Linked DNA regions of Homo sapiens: all the other regions are linked to region 1. Evidence: chromatin loops called from intact Hi-C (ENCODE). Cell type or tissue: HCT116. All regions are shown on one strand. Links, peaks and the distances in the headings refer to the core of each region. The heading gives the core; the rest is flanking DNA. Region 1 overlaps JADE2 (jade family PHD finger 2). Region 2 has its middle 10 kb from the start of SKP1. Region 3 overlaps CDKL3 (cyclin dependent kinase like 3).

Region 1 (9,981 bases), core at 2,727-7,726:
CCTGTAGAGTTTAGTCTGCCTGCCCGCCTTGGTAGTAGTGACCAGTCAGTGTCAGCATCAGTGTCCCAACCCCAGTCTCTGTTTACTGCCTTTGAACAGAACTTCTTCCTTCCCCATGCTTTGGGTCACCTCGGGCTGCAACCCTGTCTGTGCCAGATTGCCCGGTCTGACCCTGCAGGAAGCAAAGAGGTGAGCTTAAAGAACAACCAAACTCTGCCAGGGGTCCCAGAAAGCCCAGGGTCCAGCAGTCTCAGCACTTGGCCCCTTGCCCCTTCACACCATCCTGGGGCAGGGGCTGGGCCTCCCTGGTGGCAGGGGTGGGTGGAGAATTAGGGAGAGGGTGCAACGAGTCTGGCCCCTTGCCTCGGGCTGGCTGGTGTTCTTCCAAGAGCCTCTGCTCACATTGTTGGCCTCTGGATTCTGGCCCTTCTTCATTGGCTGTTGCTTTGGACTGGACTGTTGCTGAGCCTGTGTCCTGCAGAACCCAGATGTCTGTTAGGCTGGCTGGCTGCTGCGAGGGGAGGGGGGTGGCCTTTCATTTGGGGTGCCCTTTCACTCCCAGGCCAAGCCCTGGAGCAATCTTCTTCAGGCAGCTGTCTCCACCTCCAGGATGTCCAGCAGGCTGCAAGGAGAAGGATGCCAGCCACCCATCCTCCCCCAGTTCCCAGCCTTTCCCCTGTTGGTCACAGCCGCTTCTGTCTTTTTCCGGTCTACTGTCCCCAGTGTAGAGGGCTTTGCTGTCCCTGAGACTGAGGCAGGTTCCTTTTCCAGGTCAGAGGTGGAGGTAGATCTTTCTCTCAACCACATCTGCCTCCACACACAGCTCCTCCGCAGGGAAGGAGAAGCTGCTCTGTAACTCATTCTGGCTATCGTCCCCCTTCTCACTGACCTGACCGCCCACCACCTCCTTCCCCCTCATCACATGACAAAGGATAATGTGCAAGAAAAGTATTTTTATGTATCATAAATGTATTTTGAAACAAATGAGAAGAAGAAAGGTAGAAGGGTTTATTTTATTAAATGAGCCTGACTTAGTGACAGTGTGTGAGCATTTGCAATGTAAGGGCCTCAGCTTCCTTGGAGAAGCCACCCCAGGTTTCCAGACATAGATGTTGAATTGTTTGTGGGGGGTGTGCCAGGCCACGTCTCGTGTGTCCGTATGCAGGCATGCCTGTGTATACTGTGTATGGGCACACTGGGACTAGCTGGGACAATTCCTAGAGATTCAACTGCCCAATTCTAACCAACATTGGCAGCGGCTGAACTTGGCATTTCCTTGCTAACTGCCAGATGTGGCCAACCTTTGTCCATATGCAAACCACTGAAAAATGATCTGGATTTCTATAGCAAGGCCCTTGGGGAGGGCACTCTCCCATGCCCTTGGCCTCGCTGGCCACATTGGCCAATGAGCCAGGGCTGGAGTCTGAGACCTTTGGTTGTTCTTTAAGGCACCTCCTGCCACTTTCTCCCTCAGAGGCACAAACACTTTGTGTTCCACGTCAGTTTGAGGGGACGGTGGGGGGATGATATGAATGTCACAGGAGGAGACACCTTCTGTCTTTGTTTCAAAGAAAGTGATGTGCCATTTGTTAATATACAAGAGAAATATTGAAAATATATTGAAAAGAGCAATTTTAAATTATTTTTGGCTTATGTTGCAATATTTATTTTCTTGTATTAGAAAAGATTCCTTTGTAGAGAAAAAATGTATTTTTCATTAACGCAAAGACCTATTTCTCCTTTTTGTACATTGTCCATGTGCGCAACCCTTAACGAGCAATAGAATGTATGGTCACCTGGGTGTGGCCAGTGCCCGCTGTGCCCTGCATGATTCTGTGTTGCCGCTGCTGCATAGTTCCCAGCCCCATCCTGTCCTGCTCACTCATGGGGGCTTCCAGACCCCGGCCCCACCAGGGCTTGTGTCATAGGGAGCCCTTTGCACTCCTCGTGTGTTGGCAAACGCAGTTAATAAAGCAGTGTTTTCTGTGCTGGCTGGTGTGAGGCTCCATTGCATTGGATGGGGTAGGGAACCCTGGGAGTCCCACACACACACCCGACAATGGGCTCAGCAAAACCACGGGGTCCCTGAGTTTTCCAAGGGATCAGCTGCCACCTCCTAAGGAATCATAATAAAGATGTTCAGTGCACACCAAGGGCTATAATTTCAGAGCAGTATTTATATTTTTCATTATTATTATTATTATTATTATTTGAGACAGGATTTCACTCTGTCACCCAGGCTGCAATCTTGATTCACTGCAGCCTTGACATCCCGCGCTCAAGCTGTCTTCCCACCTCAGCCTTCCGTGTAGCTGTGACTACAGGTGCATGCCACCATGCCTGGCTGATTTTGGTAATTTTTGTAGAGACAGGGTTTTCCCATGTTGCCCAGGCTGGTCTCAAACTCCTGGGCCCAAGTGATCCGTCTTCCTCGGCCTCCTGAAGTCCTGGGACTACAGGCGTAAGCCGCCCCTAGCCTCAGGGCAGTATTTCATTTGATCTTCAATATGTTCCCCTGGAATTGAGAGGATGAGGGATGCACCTAAAGTCGAAGATGTGCTAAGAGGTAAAGCTCTGCATCCAAGGCAGGACTGCTGCACTCCCCACCTGCTACAACCACCTGTCTGGGACCGTAGGAAAGTTTGGGAGGAGCCTCCAGGGAGTGTCCCTAGGTCAGTGAAGATTTTTGCTTGAGTTTGTTTTTCATTCATGATTTTCTGAGCACCTACCCTGAGCCAGGCTCTGAAAAGAGTGTGGGGAATATAGCTGCTGTCCTTGCTTGGGGTGGCTCACACAGGCAGTGAGGGAACTGGGAGTTTTCATGGAGGCCTGGGCTGGTCTAGGGGTGAAGGGGTTCAGGAAGGGTTTCTCTGAGGAAGTGACACCATTAATTCATTGATTCATTGATTCATTCAACAAGTAGTCTTGACCGGACACCTCACTGCCAGTGTGCTGGGTTGTATACTGTGCATGTCACCAGGCCCCTGTCCCCCTAGAACCTCCAGACATTGGAGACCTAATGAAAAATAGTTGCTAGCCCAAGGGAAGCTGCATCGGAGAAAGGGATGACGGGCATTCCTCATAGAGGGTTTGGCCTATGCAAAGATGGATCAAGCTATATCGGGAGGGTCTTGAACCTCCTCTGAGGGCTCAGAACAAGGCTGTGAGGGACAGAGGTTACATTAAGACTCAAAGCATCTTAGCTTCTGGGGCCACTGACTTAGTTGTTTGCCACAGAGAATTGACCCATTTCCTCTCCAGAGCAGTAGACGGTAGGTTCCCAAGGGTGCCTCCAGATCCAATGTTCTGAGTCCACAATGCACAAGGTATTGGAAGTAAATTTGGGGTGGAGTGTGTGTGTGCCCAAAATGCCCGTGGAGGGAGGTCTCCCTGTTAGGGCACCTGGGAACCTGGAAAAACAGGCTGTGGATGTTCTCTCAGCCCCAGCTCCAGCAGCTCAGCTGTGAATGGGAAGAGCTCAGCGTCCTCAACTGTGGAATCAGCATGGGATGCTGGCAGGAAATCAGCCCTGGGGCTGAGGGGGTATCTGGGTGGCCAGCCCACCTGGCCATGGTAAGAAACTGTCAGCCCCATGGCCCAGCTGCCGTGGACTTGGCACCACAGCTTCTCCCTCCTCCTGCAGCCAGCCCAAAGCAGGACCACAGTGATCCAGAAGAATGACTCAGGCTTGCCCCTCACTCTAAAACCACACCTGTGTCGGCTGGGCCAGGTGGCTTATACCTGTAATGCCAGCACTTTGGGAGGCCAAGACAGGTGGATCATTTGAGGTCAGGAGTTTGAGACCATCCTGGCCAACCTGGTGAAACCTCATCTCTACTAAAAACACAAAAAATTAGCCAGGTGTGGGGATGCACACCTGTAATCCCAGCTACAGGGACTAAAGGGAGGTTGAGGCAGGAGAATTGCTTGAACCCGGGAGGCAGAGGTTGCAGTGAGCCAAGATCATGCCACTGCACTCCAGCCTGGGAGACAGCGCAAGAGTCTGTCTTTAAAAAAAACAAAAATAAAAACAAACAAAATAAATAAATAAAACCTCACCTGTGAACCTAACCCAGCTGATAAATGTAGGGCAGGGGGATTCAGGGTACATGTTGGTCTGTTCTTTAGAAATATAGTGCAAGTCACATTTGAAATTCTAGTAGCCCCATTTTTAAAAAGTGAAAAACAGGGCCAGGTATGGTGGCTAATGCCTGTAATCCCAGCACTTTGGAAGGCCGAGGCAGGAGGATTGCTTGAACCCAGGAGTTCGAGACCAGCCTAGACAACATGGCAAGACCCCATCTCTACAAAAAAAAAAATTTTAATTGGCTGGGCATGGTGGCGCACACTTTTAGTCCTAGGTACTCGGGTGGCTGAGGTGGGAGGATTGCTTGAGCTTGGGAGGTTGAGGCTGCAGTGAGCCATGATAGCACCACTACACTATAGCCTGGGCGACAGAGTGAGACTCTGTTTCAAAAAACAAACAAACAAAAACAGATATAGGGAATTTTAATAATATATTTTATTTAACCCATTACATCCAAATGTCTTTAAACATGTAATCAATGTAAAATAACTATTAATGAGAGATTTTGCATTCTTTTCACAATCCAGGGTGTATTTTACACTTACAGCACATCTCAATTCAGACTAGCCACATTTCAAGTGCTCAAAGCCACATGTGGCTAGTAGCTACCCTGTTGGGCAGCAGAGCCCTAGAGACCCTCAGCCTTCCCTTGAGTTGCCCAGGAGTCATCCAGGCTCCTATGGAGTGAGAGACAGATAGCCATGAGGAACCCCTGACCCCCTTCCCCAAGGGAAGGCAGGAGGTTGAGGACCACCAGGCCTGGCCCTGCATTCCCAGCCCTGGTCCCTCTGGGATCCTCTCTGCACCAGCCTACATGGCTGCTTGAGGGTGGGAGTCTCACATTTGATTAGCACTCCTAGGCTTCTCCCCTGGAGTTGGCTATCCCTGCCCGCTGAGAGCCCCTGAGTGTGGGACTGGAGGAGGATGGCACTGACCTGGTCGCAGCTCCCTCATGGTGGGCCAGTCCTCTTGCCACCAGGACTCACAGCTGATGGCATAGGGATCTGATGGGAGGCTGGGGGTGGTCTTGGGGACTACCTTTGTTTTTGTTTTTGTTTTTTTGAGACGGAGTCTCACTCTGTTGGCCAGCCTGGAGTGCAGTGGCGCGATCCCTCCTCACTACAACCTCTGCCTCCCGGGATCAAGCGATTCTCCTGCCTCAGCCTCCCAAGTAGCTGGGACTACAGGCACTCGCCACCACGTCTGGCTCATTTTTTGTATTTTTAGTAGAAACGGGGTCTCACCAGGCTGCCCAGGCTGGTCTCGATTTCCTGACCTCGTGATCTGTCTGACTCGGCCTCCCAAAGTGCTGGGATTACAGGTGTGAACCACTGCGCCCAGCCTAGGGAACCACCTTTCATTCATGCAGATATTGAGATATTGATTCAGCACTCACTGAGAATCTGCTGCAGGGCCCTGAGGACACTGTGGGGACAACACGCCCCTTCCAGAGACCAGGCCAAAGTGGGAGACAGACTTTAAGTAGATAATCACAAATCAGTGTGCAGTGACACACTGAGACTGTGCTGCTAGTGAGAGAGTATTAATCTGTGGGGTGAGGAAAGTCTCCATTGCCCTCTCTGAATTCCCTTAGTCGCTCCAAACTCCTGCAAGATAGGGTCTGGGGCGCCCCCTGCTGCCCGCTAGGCCCTAGCCCTGGCAACTCCCACCGCGGGTGGCAAGGCCCACAGGGCCAGGGCCAACCCCTCATTTCCAGGTTGCAGAGCTCCAGCCTCCCCCTCCTCTGTCCCTGCTGAGGCTCCTGCACTCCAGCACCTCCTGCTGCATGCCCCCTTGCCAGCCAGGGCAGAGTAGAGTCTTCTCTATCAGGCTTCAGTGACAGGGTGGTTGTTAAGGGACGAGGCGCCTCTTGGGAGAATAAACTATTGGCTGAGGTCCGCTGGGTGCCCAGTCCCGGGTTGGATGGGTGGCTAAGGAGACCCAGACCCTGCCAAAGAAAGGAAGGAAGTTCACAGCAGAGTGGAGAGAGAGAGAGCACTTGGTCCTTCTAGAGCTGGCCTCAGTCCTCCTTGCAGCCTCCGACTGTGTTCAGAGCGGCCAGAGGAGGCAGCAAAGGCATCTTTTCTTGGCGATGAAAGCTTCAGGACTCACATAGGCACCTCTGGCCCATGCTGGAAATGCAGGTAGCTCCAAGTGGCCTCGCAACTACCCTGTCTCAAAAAAAAAAAAAAAAAAAAAAAAAAAAAAAAAGAAAAGAAAATTAAAATAAAAATAATGAATAAAAAAGAGGAGGGCCGGGCGCGGTGGCTCACACCTGTAATCCCAGCACTTTGGGAGGCCGAGGCAAGCGGATCACAAGGTCAAGAGTTTGAGACCAGCCTGGCCAACATGGTGAAACCCCGTCTCCACTAAAAATACAAAAATCAGCCAGGCATGGTGGCGGGCACCTGTAATCCCAGCTACTCAGGAGGCTGAGGCAGGAGAATCCCTTGAACCCAGGAAGCAGAGGTTGCAGTGAGCCGAGATGGTGCCATCACACTCCAGCCTGGGTGACAGAGCAAGACTCCATCTGAAAAAAAAAGGAGATTGGCCAGGAGTGGTGGCTCATGTCTGTAATACCAGTGCTTTAGGAAGCTGAATTGGGAAGATCGCTTGAGCCCATGAGTTCAGGCCCAGCCTGAGCAACATAGTGAGACCTCATCTCTACTGCAAAAAAAAAAAAAAAAAAAAAAAAAAAAAAAAAAGAGACAGGGTCTCACTCTTTGAGATAGGGTCTCACTCTGCTGCCTAGGCTAGAGCACAGTGGTGCAATCACAGCTCACTGTAGCCTTCAACTCCTGGGCTCAAGTGATCCTCCCACCTCAGCCCTTGGTCTCTCAAAGCTCTGGGATTACAGGCATGAACCACCATACCTGTCTGAAGAAAATTTTTTTAGAGAGATAATAAAATATGGACTTCAAGGCAGCCTTTTGAGTTCAGATGGACTCCCTGCCAAGAGTCAAAGGGAGGGAAGAAAGGATGGGGTTTCAGTCAAGCAGGTGGCTTAAGGGCAAGCTCATCGTAGCAGAGTATTGCTTGGCCCCCAGTACTCCAAGCCAGGCCTGAGCTCAGAAGCATCCGCACCAGCCCATTCTGAGGAAACATGGGTAGGGATACAGGGTCCCCATTTGCTGGCTGGAGAGATTTTCAGTGGGTAGGAGGGAGGCTGTCAGATTTAGCAAATAAAAATATAGGGCATGTAGTTACATTCAAATTTCAGAGAGTAGTTCCTCAGTACATTTTCCAAATATTGCATCCTGTATTTTCCCTGGCATTCCTAGTGGGAAGCCTCAGGTCCCTCTTTCCACTGTGTTCCAGGCAGGGGGCTGAGGCAGGAGCATGGTTTTCCATGTTTTATACACTGTGGCAAATCCTAAACTATCCCAACAACCCCAACATGATGACACCTACAGTGTGAGAACAATGGAAAATGGGCTGCAGCCAGTGACCCAGGACACAGCTGGGCCTGTCTTAACTCAGCCACAGCCTCCCTTATACCTGACATTCCAATCCAATGCTGAACAGAAGCTCCGTAGTGTCCTTGAAGGACCTCTGCTCCCCAGAGCTCACAAGCCCATTTATTTGCTGTCTCAGCTCAACATCTAAAGAGTTCAGATTGGTGGGAGCACTGTTCACAATAGCCAAGAGGTAGGAGCAACCTAAATATCCATTGACAGATGAATGGATAAAGAAAATGTATACACATACAATGGAATATTATTCAGCCTTAAAAAAGAAGGAAATCCTGTCCTGTGCTACAGCATGGATCAACCTGCAGGAAATTATGCTAAGCAAAATAAGCCAGTCAAAAAAAGTCAAATGCTGTATGATTCCACTTATAGGAGGTACTTAGAGTAGTCAAAATCATAGAGCAGAAAGTAGAAAGGTAGTTGCCAGGGGCTGGGGGGAGGAGGAAGAGAATTGATTAGGAGGCACAGAGTCAGGACGGGAGGGTGGTTCCAGGGCTCTGCTGCCCATCAATGGCATGTGGTTGACAATATTGTACTTTACACTTGGAAATTGTTGGGAGGGTGAATTTATTTTTTTATTTTTGAGACAGGGTCTCACTCTGTCACCCAGGCTGGAGTACAGTGGCACGATCTTGGTTTGCTGCAACCTCTGCATGCCCCCAGGCTCAAGTGCTCCTCCCACCTCAGCCTCCCGAATAGCTAGGACCACAGGCACACACTATCATGACCAGCTGTTTTTGTTGTGTTTTGTTTTGTTTTGTTTTCTCTAGTAGAGCCAGGGTCTCGCCAAGTTGCTCAAGCTGGTCTCAAACCTCTGAGCTCGAGGAATCTCAAAGTGCTGGATTACACGTACCTAGCCCGGGAGAGTGAATTTTGTGTTTTTGGGGTTTTTGTTTGTTTGTTTTGCTGCAGTTTAAGAAAAAAATGATACTGTAGAAAAAAAAAAAAACCTGCTACATGTAATACCACCCAACTGCTTTGTTGCAACAAACATAATGTAAAGCAAAAGAAACCATTTTATTTTACTTCTGGGGAATTTTTTTTTTTAAGATAGTTTCACTCTGTCACCCAGGCTAGAGTGCAGTGGCACGATCTTGGCTCACTGTAACCTCCACCTCCTGGGTTCAAGCAATTCTTGTGCCTCAGCCCCTCAAGTAGCTGGCATTATGGCACTCACAACGAGCTAATTTTTGTATTTTTAGTAGAGACAGGGTTTCGCCACATTGGCCAGGCTGGTCTCAAACTCTGGCCTCAAGTGATCCGCCTGCCTCAGCCTCCCAAAGTGCTGGGATTACAGGCGTGAGCCACCGTGCCCGGCCATCAGAAGAAACCATTTTAAAACAGTTTTTTTTTAAAAAGAGTTCATGTTGGGCCTCTGCTTTTCCTAGAGCACCATCCGTGACTCCCCTAAGTCCCCCAACTCAAACTCAAACTCAAAGCTCTTTTGAAATTATAATCACCTCCCTTCCCTAAAAGGCTTTTTGCACACTGCTCTAGGAAATTACGGCTGACCCAGGAGCGAGAAGTCTTCTCTCTGCCACTGACTTGATGGACCCAGCTACTTGGGAGATACTTCTGCATCTGTACAATGGGAGAAGAGGTTGGGGGATATCTGTGACCTCTGAAGTCCATCTCCTGTGGGGAGGGGCTGTGGTCAGAGGGCAAGGGAAAGCTTTCCAGTGTTACCGGATGGAAGGTCTTGACTGTGAGTTGTCCAGGTTCTTACGCACTGAACGAAGAATTGAACAAAACACACAAAGAAACAAAAGAACAAAGCAACGAAAGAAGCAATGAAGGTGATTTACTGAAGTGGAAGTACACTCCACAGAGTGGGAGCAGGCTCGAGCAAGCAGCTCCAGAGCCCCATTGCAATGTTCTTTAGGGTTCTTATTAAACTAAAAGAATTTGGTGGCTGGTGGATTAGAGCTCACGCCTGTAATCCCAGCACTTTGGGAGACCCAGGCGGGTGGATCACTTGAGGCCAGGAGTTCGAGACCAGCCTGGCCAACATGGTAAAACCCAGTCTCTACTAAAAAAAAAAAAAAGAGAGAGAGAAAGAAAGAAAGAAAAAATTAGTTGAGCATGGTGGTGTGCCTGTGGTCCCAGTTACTCTGGAGGCTGAGATGGGAGGATTGCTTGAACCCAGGAGGCAGAGTTTGCAGTGAGTGGAGATCAAGCCACTGCAATCCAGCCTGGGTGATAGGACAAGATTCTGTCTCAAAAACAAAAAAAGAATTTGGTAACACTCCTAGGTACCCTTTAAAGGCCTCCAGTTGGTTATACCCTATGACAGATTGGCCAGCAACTAATCAGAGGCTGAAGTGGATACTTGGCCCGTGGTCAATCAGAGGCTGAAGTGGAAATTTCTGTCTTGTTATCACAGGAGTGAGGATGTGGCCTGTATGCTGCCTAATCTTGCCTAGA
Region 2 (9,981 bases), core at 61-5,060, 400 kb before region 1:
TTGATTGTTTAAGTCCATTTCAATAAAGACCAAAAAAGCCCCAGGCAATAACGAATCTGCGGTGAGAGAAGAATAGTTACCTTTGGCAGGTGACAAGTATTGATGAGGGAAGTTTTTGGGATGCTAAATATTTTTTTTCTTTTTCTGTTTCTTTTCTTTTCTTTTTTTTTTTTTTTTTGAGACAGGGTTTTGCTCTATTGCCCAGCCTGGAGTGCAGTGGCGCAATCACTGTACTTGACCTCCTGGGCTCAAGCAATCCTCCCACCTCAGCCTCCTGAGTAGCTGGGACTACAGGTGCACACCACTGTAGTATATCTGGGCTATTTTTTTTTTTTTTTTGAGACGGAGTTTCACTCTTGTTGCCCAGGTTGGAGTGCAGTGGCATGATCTGAGCTCACCGCAACCTCTCCACCTCCTGGGTTCAAGTAATTATCCTGCCTCAGCCTCCTGAGTAGCTGAGATTACAGGTGCCTGCTACCATGCCCAGCTAATTTTTGTTATTTTTAGTAGAGACAGGGTTTCACCCTATTGGCCAGGCTGGTCTCAAACTCCAGACCTCAGGTGATCCACCCGCCTTGGTCTCCCAAAGTGTTGGGATTACAGGCATGAGCCACTGCACCCAGCCTATTTTTTTTTTTGTAGAGATGGAGTCTTGCCATGTTGCCCAGGTTGGTCTCAAACTTCTGGGCTGAAGCAATCTTCTTACCTTGGCCTCCCAACGCTGGGATTACAGATGTGAGCCACCATGCCCGGCCAACATTTTGTATCTTGGTCCAGATGGTGGTTTCATGAGTGTATGTACATACAAAAATTCACTGAACTACAATTATGTTTGTATACTTTACTGCATGTAAATCATAACTCAGCAGAAAAGAGGGAGAAAGTTCGGGCATGGTGGCTCATGCCTGTAATCCCAGCACCTTGGGAGGCCAAGGTGGGCAGATCATCTGAGGTCAGGAGTTCGAGACCAACCTGGCCAACATGGTGAAACTCCCGTCTCTACAAAAATACAAAAAAAAATTAGCTAGGTATGATGGCAGGTGCCTGTAATCCCAGCTACTCGGGAGGCTAAGGCAGGAGAATCGCTTGAACCTGGGAGGCGGAGGTTGCAGTGAGCTGACATTGTGCCATTGCACTCTAGCCTGGGCGACAGAGCAAGACTCTGTTTCAAAAAAAAAAAGCGAGGAGGGAGTGACAATGTGTGAATGCATGTAACATTCTTAACATGATGCCAGTGTCAATTCCTGAAGGAAGTCTGAGCCCCTGGAGCCTTTCCTTCACATGGCTTCCCAACCCTTCAGAGCCAAGGCTGGAGGAATACAGGAGATGTTGGGAGGGAAGGTGAGGAATTTCTGCAAGGCCACAGGGAGGACTTACCTGCCCATGGGCCAAGAGTTCAACTAAGACCTTGGACAAAGCTACAGAAAGTTACAGCTTCCTTTCCTCTATCTGAGCCAGCCAGTGCAATACCTTCCCTGGTGGACTATGAACCTGCCCTTGGGAAGCTGCTGTGGAATCTCTAGGCAGAAGTGACATCTACACCTAAGTGGTGGAGGAAAACATTTCTTGACCCACATCTGTACCCTGCACCATCAGATTTCAGGAACCCCAGACTGCCTTGGGTCTAGGGTAGGTTGGAGAGTCTTGGCAAGCCAAAGTGGGCCTACCCATGAAGGAGGGACTGAACAGTAATCCTGCCCAAATCAGCAAGCCCATAAGCATAGCCACTAACATTCCTGGAGCATGGGCCTGCCAGATTACCGAGCTAAGCTCTTTCTTTATAATGTTTTAATCTCACAGCAACCCTAGGAGGTGGTTACTATTATAATCTGCATTTTACAGGAGAGATGCCAAGGCTGAGATGGGTTAAGTAATCAGCCCCAGGCCATAGAGCAGGAAAATGGGGAGGTGGGATTTGAACCTAGGTCTGGCTAACTCACCACAGATGAGTCTGACTTCACGGAAGAGCATGAGCTACACCCACCTCTCTCCAAGGAGAGAAGACCATAGGAGTGCACAGTGCCCCCCATGTGCTCAGAGTTGCCATGCTGGGCCCAAGCTAAGGCAGTGACAGGGACGGGATTGCTCTAGAGTCCGTCTGGTCCAGGTCAACCCCCAAGAACTACCAGTACTGACTGGCTCTGACCAACAGATGGCACCAGAGAGCCAGGTGGCTGTCCCAAGGGTGCATCTTCACTGAGCCTGCCCTCTTCCAGGCTTGCCCTCTGGCCCCTCCAAAGGTTGCCCTCTCTCCCCTCCAGGACGCAGACTCCTGTCCAGAAACCCAGTCTGGCCACCAGAGGCTGAATGCCAGTGCAACTTAATCCCATGTCCACAGCGTGACCATGGAAGTAGCCCCCAGCCATCTGGGTCACAGTGTCCCTCTGTGAAATGTAGAGTTTGACAGAGACCTGTGAAATGCAGGACCTGGTAGCAGGGCCAGAAAGACTCAGTTAGGAGCAGAGCAGTGCAGTACAATGCAGCGAGGACTCCTTCACAGATGAGAAAACAATGACAGGCATCACCTATCATCACCGGCTAAGTCTCCCTACCCCTCTGCCCAGAGGACCCCAGCACCAATATGTCGTCTGGAGCCAGCACACTGGGGCAAAGACTACCAGAGAGAAATTGCAATTTAAAAACTCTGCAAAGCCCAGCCAGTCAGCCACCCATGGAGCTCCAGGCAGGCCGACTTGCTGAACATCCCAGGAGCTAGACTGGGATCATCAGTGAGGTAGTCAAGTATGACGTGGGTATGTCTTGCAAGCCAAGTGCCTGACTGTTAACTGCGCAGTCAGGAAGGCCTGTCTGCCAAGGGACTACTGAGTGGCAGGGATTTCTCCAGGAAAATCTCTGAGTCTAGGCCCAGCAAGCTGCTGATATAGACCATGCCAGTCAGTCATTCAGTGAATATTTGTTTACCACCCTCTCCCCATCATGTTGCAGACAGTGGTAAAGAAGAGAAGGATTTTTGCCTTCAGGGAGCTTACCATCTAGTGGGTTCAATGTGATAAGCACAAATAAGAGAATGTTAGGTGGATAAATACTGAGAAGAAAACAAAGTGGGGTTATAAAGGGAGAAGAGGGCAATACATTTAAGCAGAAACCTGCATAAGAAGGCCCCAGCCACAGAAAGAGATGGAAAAAGTGTCTCTAAAAATGAGTTTGGTATGTCCCAGGAACAGTATGGCTAATATGGTTAGAGATTAATGAATGGGGGGAGAGTGAAAACAGATGAGGGCAGAAGAGCAGGTAAGGACCAAATCATGAAAAGCTCTGTGAAGAAAGTGGAATTTCATCCCATTTTCTTTTCTTTTTTTTTTTTTTTTTTAAGATGGAGTCTCATTCTCTTGCCCAGGCTGGAGTGCAGTGGTGTCTCGGCTCACTGCAACCTCTGGCTCCGGGGTTCAAGCGATTCTTCTGCCTCAGCCTCCTGAGTAGCTGGGATTACAGGCGCCCACCACCATGCCCGGCTAATTTTTGTATTTTTAGTAGAGACGGGGTTTCACCATGTTGGCCAGGCTGGTCTCGAACTCCTGACCTCAAGTGATCCACCCACCTCAGCCTCCCAAAGTGCTAGGATTACAGGCGTGATTACAGCCGCTGGCCACTTCATCCCATTTTCATTAAGTAGCCTCAGGTGATGGAAGGTAAGCAGCATGTGGCAGGATCCGCTTTACAGTATAGAAAGAGCGCTCTTGTGATTGTGTGAGTGGATTGTAGTGGGTGGAAGAAGAGAAGCCGCAAGACCTTTCAGAAGGCTTGGACCAGGACAGGGTTATTAGAGATAAAAGAGAAAGATGTATTTGGAGGTGTAGCTAATGAACCACATGTGGAGGATGAGAGAAACAGGTGTCAAGGATAACTGCATGAATGGTGGTACTATTCATGGTGGTACTAAGATAGGAAACACCAGGATTTGGGGTGGAAGGTGTTTGGGAGATCAGGAATTGTTTGAGATGCACGTTAGACATCTGAGTCATGTCAAGTAGGCAGTTGAATACTTAACAGGAGTGCAGGGGAGAAGTTGGGCTAAGGATACAAACTGGGACTCTTCAGCATATAGACAGGGCTAGATGAGATCACCTGGAAGAGGAGAGAAAAAGTCGTGTGAGTACTAAGCCTTGGGTCATTTCCATATTTAGAGGATGGGAAGAACTGGCAAAGGAGTCTGGAAAGCAGCAGTCAAAAAGGCAGGAGGGGCTAGGCGCCGTGGCTCATGCCTACTTTGGGAGGCCGAGGCAGGAGGATCGCTTGAGCTCTAGAGTTCACGACCAGCCTGGGCAACATTGTGAGATCCAGTCTCTATAAAAAATTTAAAAATTAGCTGGGCATGGTCACACACGCCTATAGTCCCAGCTACTCTGGAGGCTGAAGTGGGAAGATCGCCCGAGTCTGGGAGGTTGAGGTTGCAGTGAGATAAAATCATGCCTCTACACTCCAGCCTGGAAGAATCCTTCTCAAAAAAAAAAAAAAAAAAAAAAGTAGGAGGAAAACAAGCAAATGTAGTGTAATGGTAGACAAGGAAAGAAACTATATCTGGGAAATTGTTTTGGTCAATCATTTCAAATGCTAAAAACAAAATTAAAGTCAGAAAAAACATCTACTATACTTGGCAATGGGAAAATCACCTTGATAAAGCTGTAATTTCAGTGGGGTGGTGTGTTGAGAAAAGTGTGATATGAGAAGGTGGACAGAGGACACAGTTCTTTCAAAGAGCTTTGCTAAGAGCAGTATAGAAAAAGGGCAGGCACTTAAAGGGACTGTGAAGTCAAAGGAGTCTGTTTTTAGGATTGAAGATACAGAGCCATGTTGTATGCTGATAGGAATAATCCAATTGAGGAGGCCAAGGATAGAGGTACAGCTGCAGAAAGATTGCTGGATGTTGGCTGGGAGGGGTGGCTCACACCTGTAATCCCAGCACTTTGGGAGATTGAGGCGGGCAGATCACCTGAGGTCAGGAGTTTGAGACCAGCCTGGCCAATATGGTGAAAACACGTCTCTACTAAAAATACAAAAAATTAGCCGGGCGTGGTGGCGCACGCCTGTAGTCCCAGCTATTCAGGAGGCTGAGGCAGGAGAATCACTCAAACCCAGGAGGCGGAGGTTGCAGTGAGCCAAGATCATGCCACTACACTCGAGCATGGCAACAAGTGTGAAACTCCGTCTCAAAAAAAAAAAAAGATTGCTGAATGTGATGGCAGGAAGAAGAGAGACACTATCGACTGTGCCCTGAAGTATTAATATTGGCGAGGTTATAAGTGTTATAGAGTACAGAGAGGAGGTGGCAATTTGAGAAGAGACCGTGTTAATCAGTCCTTTTGAAGCCCAAGAATCTAAGGAAGTGTAGAGGACTATCCAGCAGTAACTGGTCCATCTGACATTTGTGTGAGTCCCACCAGTACAGCTGTGTCCATTCCTCTAGCCACATCCTGCCACTCAGCTGTAGGCAGCAGGCTCTGGTCAGAACAGCACAGCCTGGACTACAGCAGTCTCTCAAACAGCAGCTTCCCCACCGCTGCCCCAGATGGCGGAAATTTCTAGGAATGTTATCAGGTCATGGTCAGTGCTTTTCTACAAACTACACTTCCGCATTCTCTTTCAAAACAAGTGATTTTTCACCTTGTGATAAACAGCATCTAATGCAGATTGGTGAGAAGGAATAGCTCCTTCTCATCCTTTAGGTCTCAGCTCAGTGTCACCTCCTCAGAGACCACCAGCCTAAATAGTACGTTAAATTTACATTAAAACTTATTTTAAAAATTTAACAGCCATCACATCAAGACATACGATTGCCATCAGCCAAAAAAATTGTCAAAATTCACAAACTTGAGTTGGGCAGTAAGCAATGTGCACAACAGTATGTGGAAGTTTTGGCTAGAAGGGTACCTCCTTTTACCCTCTGGCCTCCTGTCTTGCTTTTTCTTCATAGTACATTATTCCTATTGGAGTTTTATATTTGTCTCTCTTGGGTGTTCACTGCACAAGGGCACTTTGTCTTGTACACCGCTTGTGCCTAATGCCTGGCACATAACAGGTGCACAGTAAGTAGCTGCTGAATACCACTCAGCTCAGCTGGTGCCTGGTGGTGGCTTACTTACCCAGTGGAAGTTACTCAAATACCATGGCAACATCTCTTCTTGCCCACTTCACTTGCTGTGCTCTCCCAGATGGCAGCAGCCCCTTACTACATACACCCTGGCTAAGACCTAAGCCCTCTTGCTAGAACCTCTCACCCCTCAACACACACCCACCTTGCTTCACCCCTTTCTTCCTATTCTAATAAATTTAACCCTCTGTTCTCCTTCTTAGATCTTTGCCTTCCTGTCCTTTGCCTTGAGACTTAAGAAGCCTTGGAGTCCTCACAAACGAGAGCATGTAGCACAAACCTTGGAACCTTGGGAGCTGGGGGTCTCAGTTATAGACTTAATGCAAAGACTGGTTCCTGTGGATGCATGACTGCAAGCCAGGCAGCAGGTAGTCTTAGAGCTCAGGTCTGAGTAAATTCGCCCAGTTACCACTTCCCCACCCCCAAGATCCCAGCTGAGAGCCAAAGCAGAGCCTGGATTTTGTCTGGTTGATAAGGGTGGGAAAGGCACAGAACCCACATTGGGGGTGACCAACTGTTCTGGTTTCAAAGCTCTACTGGCTGGGGCAGTGGCTCACGCCTGTAATCCCAGCACTTTGGGAGGCATAGGCGGGTGGATCACCTGAGGTCAGGAGTTTGAGACCAGCCTGGCTAATATGGTGAAACCCCATTTCTTCTAAAAATACAAAAAATTAGCCAGGTGTGGTGGCGTACACTTGTAATCCCAGCTACTTGGGAGGCTGAGGCAGGAGAATCACTTGAACCTAGGAGGTAGAGGTTGCAGTGAGCCGAGATTGTGTCATTGCACTCCAGCTTGGGCAACAAGAATGAAACTCCATCTCAAAAAAAAAAAAAAAAAAAGAAGAAGAAGAAGAAGAAAGCAAGATCTGCTTCCTGGAAAACCTTCAAGTTCTAAGCAACCAGGTCAACTGGTCACCCTATATTGGAGCTGTGCCCAACCGTGGCCACACATTAACAAGCTGGTGAGTTTACTTAGTTTTGCCTCCATGTTTAACTACTTCAGGAACCCATCATACTTCCACCAACTCACTACTGTTACTTTAAAAATAAAAGCTCACACTGGTTAATACCAAAGATGCTAAATGAAAATATGCTATGTGCGGAATGGTGTCTGTTACCATTTGTTTTAAAAGGGCGAGGAGTATTGCTCCCAGAGAAACAATTTAATACACATCATCATGAAGGAAGACTAGAGCACAACCACCCTACACACAGCAGACTTGCTGATATGACTGTGAAAACATCCACAACCATTAGTAGTAACCACCTCAGACCAATAAGGCTGGAGGGGAAACTTTTTTTGTATTCATCTCTATTGCTTTACTACAAGCATGTATTTTATATTAATACGAGTAGAAAAGATCCATTTTTTAAAAAGAATGTGCACTCATACAGATTAGAGATGGGCATTGTTCATAGGGTCAAGTCCTCCGTATCAGAATTTGTTAACTGGCCATCAGGACACCAGACAAGAAAGTAAGTTGGTCTTGGCTTCTGGCTCCTCTCAGATTAGAAGGTAAGGGTCTTCAGAAGGAGGGGAAGATGGTCAGGTGATGACAGGCTAGCATGAGATTTCATTCATTACTACAACTGTCAGCCTAAAGAGCTGACTAGTTTCCAGTAGTCTTGTACAGAATCCCAGAAGTTTATAAAAGAGTCTAAAAAACTCAGGTCATTCAAGAAAACCCACAATTCAGTTGGGAATTCAGATAAAAAATGGAGGAATTATGCCACTTAGATGAATTTTTAAAAGTTAGGGATGGGGTGCTCCACTCCATATATACTTTCTGGTTTTCCTTTAGTATTTGTTAATGCGGGTCCACTGTGAAAATTCTTTTATCTTCAAGAGCAATTGTTAGGCTGTGGTGGTTCAGCTGAACCTCACCTAACTCCCCTTCAAACTCTGGCTCAAATAAATGCCCTTGAGACACAAAGGTTAGTCCATGAACTCTTTTTTTTTTTTTTTTTTTTGAGACGAGTCTCACTGTGTCACCCAGGCTGGAGTGCAGTGGTGCGATCTCAGCTCACTGCAACCTCCACCTCCCGGGTTCAAGCAATTCTCTGCCTCAGCCTCCCGAGTGGCTGGGATTACAGGTGCCCGCCACCACACCTGGCTAATTTTTTTTTTTTTTAATTTTTAGTAGAGGTGGGGTTTCACCATCTTGGCCAGGCTGGTCTTGAACTCCTGACCTTGTGATCCACCCGCCTCAGCCTCCCAAAGTGCTGGGATTACAGGCGTGAGCCACTGTGCCCGGCAGTCCATGAACTCTTGAGAATGCTGTAACCAGGCTACCTGACTTGGGCCAACACTCAAAAGGCCCAGCATGCAAGCCTTCCTCACCACACACTCCCCAAAGGGCCCATCACACACCTAGCTTCCTGAATGGGGCTAAGCGACACATCTAAACCCTAAAGCTGTGTAGGCTATTGCCCACCCTTCAAACACCACTAATAAGAATTTCAGCAAAGGCAAGAGAAACCTAATGCTTCCTGAAAATCAGGAACTCTGCGATCAGAATGCCTGAATAGCAGAACCTTCTCTGCTCTTCTCAACAGAGTTGAGAAAACTCAATAATTCATGTAACATGCTTGGCACATGGAAATGCTCAGTGCTAGACAATATTCACTATAAGCTAATTCTGTCATTTCAAAGATTGAACATTCAGTAGCTACTACTGTCCTAAGTCATTGTGAATTCAACTCAACCCTTCACAGCAATTATTTCAGCACTGAGTGCACTGGAAACCCAAGCTGGTTCAGGATATGTCAGCTATTGCCTTTTCAAGACTGCAACGTCAAATTGATGTATTTCAGAAGCCATGAATCACTTACTCTATACTCTTTTAACATACCAAATGCTGTAGGCCATCTGCCACTCAGGTAGATAGCAGAAATGTCCAACTGCTGCCAAAAGGTGGTTTAAGCAAATACATTTTGAAAATCCAAAAGATGTCTACTCATATTCCCAGCCCTACTTTAAAAATCCTGGCTTCTCATTTCTAGAGTATGGTTATTTTTCCTAGGATCTGTGGTGAAACTAGAAAAACCCAAAGACCAACAAAGCTATCACAATACCCTAAAGAAATCCAGAGCCAAGACTAAAATTAAGGGCAAAACCTGGTGCGGTGGCAACAGGCCAAGAGGCCATACCAGGTCGGACATCACCTGGATCCTTCCAGAGGCCATGAGAGCCATACTGCCATCCCAAAAATCTTGACTCATATTTAAATTGCCTACATCCCTTTACCCTACAACCAGTTTCAGTGCAGCTCTGAGGAGGAGCAGTGGGCTAAGCCTTGGGTTTGTCTTTGCATCCTAATTTTAGTCATAGATCAATGAAAAGATGAAACTTAAAATGGTAGTTTTATACATTTCAACCAAGGTAGAGATGAATGTGGTTTTGGAAAACAAAGGATGTTCAAGACCAAATACATTATACAGTTTCTCCTCCCGCTCCTCTGCCTGCTGCATGCAATACATACTCAAGACCTTCACTGCAAAGGGACTTACATTGCAAGTTGGACTCAACAGCAGGAGTACATTCTGCAGATTTTACATCTGGTATATTTCACCACACCATGTAACCTACTTTCTGATATGTTTGGATATACCTGACCTTAAAGCTCCCCTTTGACCAGGCCTGCCAAACCCAATTACTAGCTCTTGCTCCTATCCCCAGGTTCCAATGCCATACTCAGAGCAGTTCTAGAACTGCAAAAAGCCTAATGATTAGTCTCCTTGCAGATCAGAAGGTATGCTAAGCCTTGAGGTAGAGGCACTCAACAGCTTTGGGCATTTCTAATAGCTTTAATTAGACATTCCATTGTGGTCTTCCATAGTGTTCTATGGAGCAAGCACTCTTAACTTCCTAT
Region 3 (9,981 bases), core at 1,898-6,897, 280 kb before region 1:
GTCTTAAAAGGGAAAAGAAAACAGTAAATGTTTTGCTAACAAAAAAAGCTGGATGATGCTCATGCACATGGATGGCTGTCTTAACAACAACTCACATCACACTTCTATTGTAGATAAATAAAACGGGAAGAGTTGTCATCTTGTATTTTTTGGACTATGTAAAAGAAAAGACACTACCAGAAAAAAAACCTGTTTCTCTTCAAATTCTTCCCCTCGCAATGGCCATCTCCACCCTAAAATTAGAAACCAAGCTAGTAAGAATCAGGGACTGGAATGTAAATATATGCTACCAAAACTCTGACTTTATTAATGCTAAATTACATGTAAATTACTAAATTATAAACATGCTAGTCAAGCCAAAAGATTTGCTTCAATGCCTTGCTCAACTTCCATCTTTTTTTTTGCGGGGGGCAGCGGGATGGAGTCTCGCTCTGTGCTCAGGCTGGAGTGCAGTGGCGTGATCTCGGCTCACTACAACCTCCGCCTCCCGGGTTCAAGCAATTCTCCTGCCTCCACCTCTGAGTAGCTGGGATTACAGGTGCACGCCACAATGTCCGGCTAATTTTTTGCATTTTTAGTAGAGATGGGGTTTCACCATGCTGGCCAGACTGGTCTCGAACTCCTGGCCTCATGATCCACCTGCCTCGGCCACCCAAAGTGCTGGGATTACAGGCGTGAGCCACCATGCCCGACCAATTTCCATCCTTTTAAACAATCTTCATGATATGTTTAAATGCTGCTCCAGAAAGTTCAGTGTAAAGCCAAACCCATGTTACATGGTTATCAAGTATATTTGTTTGCTCAGAAATGTTTGGTGTTCCCAGACATCAGGATCTTACTTTATCACATATTTAGAAACTTTTCCTTCTGTAATTATAAAGCCCTAAACCAATGCTAAGAATGACCACTCATCAAGTATGATTGAAATAATAGGTGATCAAATAAAATTATATGACTAAATGTAAGCTGCAATTTTATTAGGATGTACCAGTCAGGTAGTTTTTATAAATTCATGTTCAAATTAAGAAAACATGAATAATTTAAAGATTAATAAATTTAAAAACAAATTTAGGTGAATGTACATATAACTAACAGGATTTACGATATACCTGTAAAATTATCTAGTTAGCATTTTTGTGTATGTAACATTAATAAAAAGGATTTTTAAAAAACCATACAGTGATTCTGGGATTCCCTGAATTTTCAGCTGCTGCATTTTCTACTCTACATCTGGCAAGTTCTTCTTCCTTTCAGTTTGTGCATTTCCTGTATTCTAAAAAGTAAATAGAAACAGGTCTTTAATTGAGGACATGGTGAGTCTTTGGCTAAGGAAATACAGCCAGAGATAAATACTTGTACTTTGCCCCTATGGGTTGTTTCATAAGGTACAGGGAAACTATTTAGCAATGTATTCCTTATCATTATCATCCAACAAAACAAAAGGTGGCCTTTGTATGGACTCTTTTCTCTCTTGCCTAACTCACTCATTCCCAGTAATTTAGTCTCTCTCTGGTTATAGAACCTATTCAATGCATGCACGCACATTTGAGATAGCTGAAAGAGTTTAAAAAGTAAACCTGGCAGGGCGTGGTGGCTCACACCTGTAATCCCAGCACTTTGGGAGGCCAAGGCAGGCAGATTACCTGAGGTCAGGAGTTCGAGACCAGCCTGGACAACATGGTGAAACCCCGTCTCTACTCAAAATACAAAAATTAGCCAGGCATGGTGGCAGGCACCTGTAATCCCAGCTACTCAGGAGGCTGAGACAGGAAAATTGCTTGAACCCAGGAGGTGGAGGTTGCAGTGAGCTAAGATCACACCACTGTACTCCAGCCTAAGTGGCAGAGTGAGACTCTGTCTCAATAAATAAATAAATAAATAATAAAAAATAAAGTAAACCTGAGAAGTGCTTGGATCTGATTGTATAATTCGAAAACCAAGTCAATACAGAGCCAAGAATAGAAAAAATAACTAGCAATTCCCTATCTTATGTTTTTAAAAATATGTCATATTCTTTCATGCTCTAAAATAAACTACAGGCTCAAAATTTAAGAAATGTTCTTAATTCTGACATTTATTAAAACCAGTTGTACTAGCCTTTTATGCAATTTCAGTCACTTGTCAGAGCTGCATTTGAATAAGCAGTACAAATAAACTATAATCAACACTGATGACTTCATTTTTTCTGGAGTTCTATATCATATGAACAAGAAGATGTTTTCCCTCCTTAATTTATTATTTATCCTAAAAATCACAGAAGGGTCTTTTTTCCTGCAGAGTTCCTTTTTTCCTGGACTAGAAAGTAATTTTAGTTCCTGGGGACTCTCACAGGACAATGGGATAAACACATGAGGCACATTAATAGTCTGCCTACCTCAGGAGCCCTAACTCACCCAATGATTGAAAAAATGTGCAAATGGTATGCTGTGCAACGTGCTGTGACATGAGTATGTCACCCAAATTTAAAAGTTTAAAGCCACCTTATTACTTTTTATAATGAACCGAAAGATGACTATTAATGGATTTTTTTTTTTTTAAACGGAGTTTCACTCTTGTTGTCTAGGCTGGAGTGCAATGGTTTGATCTCAGCTCACTGCGCAACCTCCGCCTCCCAGGTTCAAGCAATTCTCCTGCCTCAGCCTCCCGAGTAGCTGGGATTACAGGCATGAGCCACCACACCCAGCTAATTTTTGTATTTTTAGTAGAGAAGGGGTTTCACCACATTGGCCAGGCTGGTCTTGAACTCCTGACTTCAGGTGATCCACCCTCTTCAGCCTCCCAAAGTGCTGGGATTACAGGTGTGAGCCACTGTGCCCGGCCTAATGGCATTCTTGTTCTACAACATTTCTTCTCTGCAAAGTGGACTGTGGAGTTCTTAACAAGCTCTAGGCCAAGACTAAAGAGATAGCCCTAAATGTCACAGTGAGAATACATCTAATAGTGTCTGATAACCCTCTATCCAAATATTATAGAGATCAAGTAGCCTTGTTAAAATGCCTTCTTACAGAGTTTCAGATTTTTTAAAATATTTTTAATTTCTTCAAATTTTCTTAATAAGTATTTACTAATTTTATCATGAGTAAAACTGTAATAAATTTTATTTTTTAAAAAAACAGAAGTTGGGCCAGATGCGGCGGCTCACACCTATAATCCCAGCACTTTGGGAGGCCCAGGCGGGTGGATCACGAGGTCAGGAGATCGAGACCATCCTGGCTAACACAGTGAAACCCCGTCTCTACTAAAAATATTTTTTAAAAAAAATAGCTGGGTGTGGTGGCGTGTGCCTGTAGTCCCAGCTACTTGGGAGGCTGAGGCAGGAGAATTGCTTGAACCCGGGAGGCAGAGGTTGCAGTGAGCCGAGATCGCGCCACTGCACTCCAGCCTGGGCAACAGAGAGACACTCCGTCTCAAAAACAAACAAACAAACAAACAAACAAACACAAAAACAGAAGTTGATAAATCACATACAGAGATGACCTCACAAGTGTAGAATAGGAGGCCATCGATATGATTTAATTCAGTGGGTGCTCAGCACAATCTCTCTCTCTTAAAAGACTGTCTTTATAGAGCATTCATTTGGATATTACAGGCTTCAAGATTTTCAAATAAAATTTGAGAATCTCTCTGGTGGGTAGGGACTGGGAATATTTCAACAAGATTACCTGATAGTTAGCTGAGAGCAAATATTTGTGAAAATAGGACAGCAGGCAGACAGCAGAGATAAGGGAATAAACTGGAGAGAAAACGAAGGAAGGAAGAGGCTTAAAGGCAAAGACACACATGCTTGTGGCCATATAACCATATATTTATACCATTATTCATTTTCACTAGTCTGACTTACCTGCCTGATATCTGACACTACACACAATACAGATAATATTTTCCCTGGGTGCCATGCATTCTAATCATTCAACATTACCCACCAAAAAATAACTTTTAGAAACTTTTATTAATGGGTTATTCTAGGAAAATATAGATCTGTTTCTTTAGTTCAAAGATTATAAAATTTTGAATTTTTATATAGCTTTCCAATAGTAATAACTAAATTTATACACTGAGTCAAGTCCTCTAAACAACATGCCTTAGTAAAAGCTATATACAAAAAGAGTTACCTCTTGTTTTTCTTGATTTTGATCCACGTTAAGTAAAGTTGGTATCTTAGATGACTCTGTTTTCTTTGACTCCCTCTTCAGCATTTTTATCTGTTTAACTTTTGCAAAAATATACAAAACAATGAAAATTTGTTATTCCTACTTTGAAATTTTACTTTCCTTTCCAAGAATTTCAAATAGAAATCCACTAAGTCAGTTTCTCAGTTTATTACAAAGGAACAAAATAAATTATGAGTTGTAATGGTAAAATATGGTAAATTATTTGTTTTATAACTTTACAAATAGTCTACTAAGTATTAAAATAAGACATTTATTTTATTTTATTTTATTTTATTATTCTCAGTGTAACTGTTAAGTGGATCAGATAATTCCTCTTGAACTGTACAAGGATGATATTCTTGCTATTATATTAATTTTTCACAAGGTGTCACTGTTCTTCAAAGAAACATAACATTTATTCAAGACAAAAGTGCGTTTCATTCTGATATAAATCTTAAGTTCATAAATTTTTTTTTTTTTTGAGATGGAGTCTCACTCTGTCACCCAGGCTGGAGTGCAGTGGCGCGATCTCGGCTCACTGCAACCTCCGCCTCCCGGTTTCAAGTGATTTTCCTGCCTCAGCCTCCCAAGTAGCCGGGATTACAGGCATGAGCCACCATGCCTGGCTAATAGAGATGGGGTTTTGCCATATTGGCCAGGGTGGTCTCAAATTCCTGACCTCAGGTGATCCGCCCACCTTGGCTTCCCAAAGTGCTGGGATTACAGGTGTGAGCCACTGTGCCCAGCCTATAAATCTTATATATTTAATCCTTGGATGCTCAAAATACATATAAAATTTCTGCTACTATATGGGTAAATGATCATGAAGAAACATAGAAAGGCAATTTACCCCAGGTCATATACTAAACAAATTTCTCAAATACTATTCTAACATTTCAACAACATTGAGCTAATAAAAAATTTATCCTTTGCAGCCAGCTGCAATGGCTCACGCCTGTAATCCCAGCACTTTGGGAGGTTGAGACAGGTGGATCACCTGAGGTCAGGAGTTCGAAATCAGCCTGTCCAAAATGGTGGAACCCCCCCCCCGTCTCTACTAAAAATACAAAAATTAGCCAGGCGTGTTGGTGGGCACCTGTAGTCCCAGCTACTCAGGAGGCTAGGCACGAGAATCACTTGAACCTGGGAGGTGGTGGTTGCACTGAGCTGAGATTGCAACACTGCACTCCAGCCTGGGCAGCAGAGTGAGACTCTGTCTTAAATAAATAAATAAATAAATAAATTTTAATAATTTACCTTTTAAAGCTGTCTTAACCTCTCTTTATTTTTCTTTTTAATTAAAAAAAAATTTTTTTTTTTTAGAGACAGGGTCTCATTATGTCATCCTGGAGTGCAGTACAGTGGCGTGATCATGGCTCACTGCAGTCTCAACTTCCTGGGTCAAGCAATCCTCCTACCTCAGCCTCTGGAGTAGCTGGGACTACAGGCACACACCACCACACCAAGCTATTTTATTTTTTGTAGAGACAGGGTTTTGCTATGTTGCCCAGGCTTGTCTCAAACTCCTGGGCCCAAGCAATCCTCCTGCATTGGCCTCCCAAAATGCTGGGATTACACGCCTAAGCCTCTTTAAAATTATCTCCTTAAAATCATACCCCTTATTTGACAATGGGGAGAAAATCTCATCAGCTGAAATGTTTTCCTCACCAATTTACTATTTTCTACCTAAATCACACTATAAAATGTAAGTTATATTATGAAAAAATCTTATAAATGATATCATCATAATTGTAAAGCTATGCAACAAATGTGTACCTTCCATTCCTTTTGTATCTTTTGACTGTATTGTGACAGGCAATTCTGGAAAATGGAATTCTTTCCTGTCAGATCTGGAAAAATTCAGCTTCCTTTTGTTCTCATTTGCCATTTGGTCACTGTGACCTGTTCGCTCATTAAATATACCCTTCTCCATTTGGCTCTAAACAAACAAACAAGAGTTAGTTGAAGAAATGTGTCTAACTATTTGTAGAATGACAATCCTAGAATTGCTAGCCATTTGGATGGTATAAGATAGACATAACAATTAATTTAATAATTAAGAAGATTTAGAATAGAACACTATTGAACATATCAACAGATCAAACTCCAATAAAAGTTTCATAAAGCAAACATTTCTAGCATATTTAATATTCTGAGCATAATAGTCTTGGTCATGAGAACCACAATAATAATAATAATAATAATATTATTATTATTATTATTATTTTGAGTGCATTGGCATGATCATGACTCATTGCAGCGTCAACCCCCTGGGCTCAAGTGATCTTCCCACCTCAGTCTCTTAAGTAACTGGGACTACAGGCACATACCACCATGCCTGGTTAATTTTTAAATTTTTCGTAGAGATGGGGTCTTGTTAGGTTGACTAGGCTGATCTCAAACTCCTGGGCTCAAGTGACCCTTCTGCCTTGGGCTCCCAAAATGCTGGGATTACAAACATGAGCCACTGCATCTGGCCTTATTATTATTATTATTATTATTATTAAGACAGAGTCTTGCTTTGTTGTCCAGGCTGAAATACAGTGGCGCCATTACGGCTGCAGCCTCAACCTCTTGGGCTCAAGCCATAGTCCCATCTTAGCCCCCGAGTCTGAAACCACAGCCACATGCCACCACACACGACTAATTTATTTTATTTCATTTTTTGTACAGACAGGGTCCGTTATGTCGCCCAGGCTGATCTCAAATTCCTGGGATCAAGCAATCCTCCCAGCTCAGTCTCCCAAAATGCTAGGATTACAGGTGAGAGCCACTGTGCCTGGCCAGAACCACAAACTTAACTTTTCATTTTTAATACTATTCACTGCACTCTGACTTTGAACAAATTGCTTCAGTTCATTTTCTTAATAACTTCTTTATCTACCTAGAAAATGATATGCTTTGTAAACACTGGGAAAACCCAAAGGAAAAAATGTATTGCACATCCAGCATCTGGGAAACCTTCTGTGTTACCAGATTTTTGTTCATTTGAAAACAGATGATAAAATCTTGTCTAGATCAATGAACACTCTTCCACAATGTAATGTTTAGTATTCCACTGTATGAATGTACCCTAATGTACTTAGTCATCTGCTTTTGGACAGGTTTGTATTGTTTTCAGTTTTTTGTTATTATAATTAACATTGTGCTTCAATTTTGAATAAATCAATTTCCTATGTAAAAAGTTGTGAGGTCCCATTAGCGATGAATAATGCAAAATAAGCCAAAAACAAAACAAAACAAAAGTTGGGAGGGGGATGAACTACATCGATTATTTTGATTATTTTTTCTAGTGAAAATAAGTTGTGTTTATTTGGCAATTGTTTTTAATCCATAAAGATATTAAAAACATTTTTTGGGAGTGAAAAAAACAAAACTTCTTGTGACTTTCAAAGGTGGAAATCTTAACTTACTCTGCCTAAGTCACATGTTAAATACATAAATTAAGATATATGAACTTAATTAATTGTGATAAATTAAGATATATGAACTTAATTAATTGTGAAAGCACTTAGAAAATAATGGCCTATTTTCAACTCAGGAAGAAAAAAAGAAACTTAAAGCACATTTTTAGAAGTGTTAGAGGCTGGGTGCGTTGGCTCACACCTGTAATCCTAGCACTTTGGGAAGCTGAGGCGGAAGGATCCCTTGAGCTCAGGAGTTTGAGACCAGCCTGGGCAACATAGTGAGACTTTGTCGCTACAAAAAAATGAACAAAATTAGCTGGGCATGGTGGCATGTGCCTGAAGTCTCAGCTACTTGGGAGGCTGAGGTGGGAGCATTGCTTGGGCCCAGGAGGTCGAGGCTGCAGTGAGCTGAGATCGTACCACTGCACTCCAGTCTGGGCAACAGAGAGAGATCCTCTCTCAAAAAAACAAAACAAACAAACAAAAAAGTATTAGAGCCCTAAAGATAGAGAAAAGGAAAAAAGAAGTAATGTTAAAAGAGGCCATATTTTAATGTGTAGCTTCTTGCCTTACTTGAATAGGACCTGGATCCTCTTGCCTGCTATTAGGCATAACTTGTCCAATAGATTGTGAAGAAGTGCGTCTCTTTTTTGCTCTTTCAGTTAACCTATTATTTAAAAATGAATGAGAAGTTACTAAAACTCCCCAGAAATGCTTTTTTTTTTTTTTTTTTTTTTTTGGCAGATTCTCACTCTGTCACCCAGGCTGGAGTGCAGTGTCATGATCTTGGCTCACTGCAACCTCTGTCTCCTGGGTTCAAGTGATTCTCTTGCCTCAGCCTCCCAAGTAGCTGGGATTACTGGTGTGCTCCAACATGCCCAACTAATTTTTGTATTTTTTGTAGAGACAGGGTTTTGCCATGTTGGCCAGGCTGGTCTCGAACTCCTGAGCTAAAGTGATACACTCGCCTTGGCCTCCCAAATTGCTGGGATTACAGGCACGAGCCACCATGCCCGGCCGAAATGCCTTTGTTTTAGCTTCAAGAATGAATAAATTATGGCTTGGAAGTCTACTGTTTGAACACTGAGTACCAAAATGCAATAGTGAGTCCTTACCTACCAATTGCCCTTAGGAGAGAGGTGGTAACAGGGCAGAGAACAATTAGTGCATGTTTACATCAGTGGTGACAGGCATGTTGTGGGGTTACTCCTGCTGGCCTACTTGCTCCCTTCTACCTGTTCTGAATTTGGTTCTCTTAACTATCAGCTTTCTCAATTTATGAACTTACTGTCCAAGACTGACTGGCTTACAACCATTGTTACTGATACCATGGTTTTGGGATCACCTCAAGAACAACTAGGCTCTTGCAGTCTGTAACCTGCTGTACCTTTGGACTGACATGGACATGTCCACTTGCTCACCTCTGCAGACCACTGGGCTTCACAACCTGTGGCCCAAACCAGTCTGCTAGAATCCTCTTGGGCTAATGAACCCAGTCTCCTCCCCTAGAATGACAGTAGCCTCCCTAAATTTTGAAGTGGCCTTACTGCCTTGTTGGACAAACTCTCACCATCCATCACACTGCCCTTGATTAACCAGACTCATGGACCAGTCTCTCAATCTGTATCAGAGGTTAAATCTAAAACTGGCCTAATATGCTATTTTTCTCCCAAAATATTTCACCTTGAAAGGCTATTTGACTTACGAAAGATTATTTTTTTACTATCCTTTCTCCACTTAGAGAATTTGCTATGATACAGAAATAAATATTTTGTTATACCAAGGCACATTGATACCAGAACTTAGGACATACCAACTTTTTTTCTCTTCAAAAATAAAAACATTTTTCAAAGGGTCTTTTTTTTTAATAAGGTTTTTCAAGAAGACATTAGTGAAAATTTAAACATCTATATGGCCAAGAAAAGTTAATTTCTTCTACAGCATCCATAAGAAACACTCAGTAAATGGCCCATTATACAGCTTTAATTTCAATATATTTTCTTCAAGTTCAGTTTACATACAGACACTATGAACACGATTCTTTGAAATACCATTATACAGGAATGTTGTATTATTTAGGTTTCTTCTCTGTTACAGCTCACCTCACACTGGGGTGAAAGAGATTTGAACTGAGATTTGCAGCCATCAAATTACTGTTAGTTAGATTGATGGGTGGCATTGTCACAGAACCTCCGCAATGTGGATTTTCTTTCAAGCCATTACAGTTAGTGCTGGGATTGATAGGGTTTGGTGGTTCAATGGTTACAAGTTTTGTATCTGGAGACATAGGATGAACATTTTCATTTGCATCCTGTTGACCAAGTCCACCTTCATACTCTTTCTTTTTTGGTTCTGAGATATCTCCTCTTCCTCCTTTGACTTTAATAACTCTGACTTTGATCTCCTTGGGCTTTTTCTCTTTT

Evidence for each region. Peaks named below come from ENCODE experiments on the same cell type or tissue, not always from the same donor. Only the 100,000 strongest peaks of a DNase experiment are listed, where the experiment ranks them.
Region 2: a loop joins it to region 1, with 3 times the contacts of the local background. A loop is called at or near these places in 70 of 110 quality-filtered maps.
Region 3: a loop joins it to region 1, with 9 times the contacts of the local background. A loop is called at or near these places in 105 of 110 quality-filtered maps.

Annotation. Positions count from the first base shown.
Region 1 is chr5:134,581,240-134,591,220 of GRCh38, forward strand. JADE2 (jade family PHD finger 2) reads left to right here. Exons shown (of 12, transcript NM_001388185.1): 12 at 1-1,988. Among named protein-coding and RNA genes, the nearest start is that of SAR1B, 47 kb to the right of the region's middle. RefSeq lists enhancers at 1-368, 369-900. In HCT116, for the core only: CTCF peaks have their summits at 5,845 and 6,057; DNase peaks (open chromatin) are centred at 5,852 and 6,172; H3K4me3 peaks cover 342 bases; H3K27ac peaks cover 932 bases.
Region 2 is chr5:134,182,199-134,192,179 of GRCh38, forward strand. No RefSeq gene overlaps it. Among named protein-coding and RNA genes, the nearest start is that of SKP1, 10 kb to the left of the region's middle. In HCT116, for the core only: a CTCF peak has its summit at 2,165 (motif pointing right); a DNase peak (open chromatin) is centred at 2,143.
Region 3 is chr5:134,298,478-134,308,458 of GRCh38, forward strand. CDKL3 (cyclin dependent kinase like 3) reads right to left here. Exons shown (of 13, transcript NM_001113575.2): 9 at 9,661-9,981; 10 at 8,132-8,225; 11 at 5,928-6,090; 12 at 4,113-4,210; 13 at 1-233. The coding sequence ends at 174. Among named protein-coding and RNA genes, the nearest start is that of CDKL3, 64 kb to the right of the region's middle. In HCT116, for the core only: CTCF peaks have their summits at 4,538 (motif pointing right) and 4,743; a DNase peak (open chromatin) is centred at 4,564; H3K4me3 peaks cover 245 bases.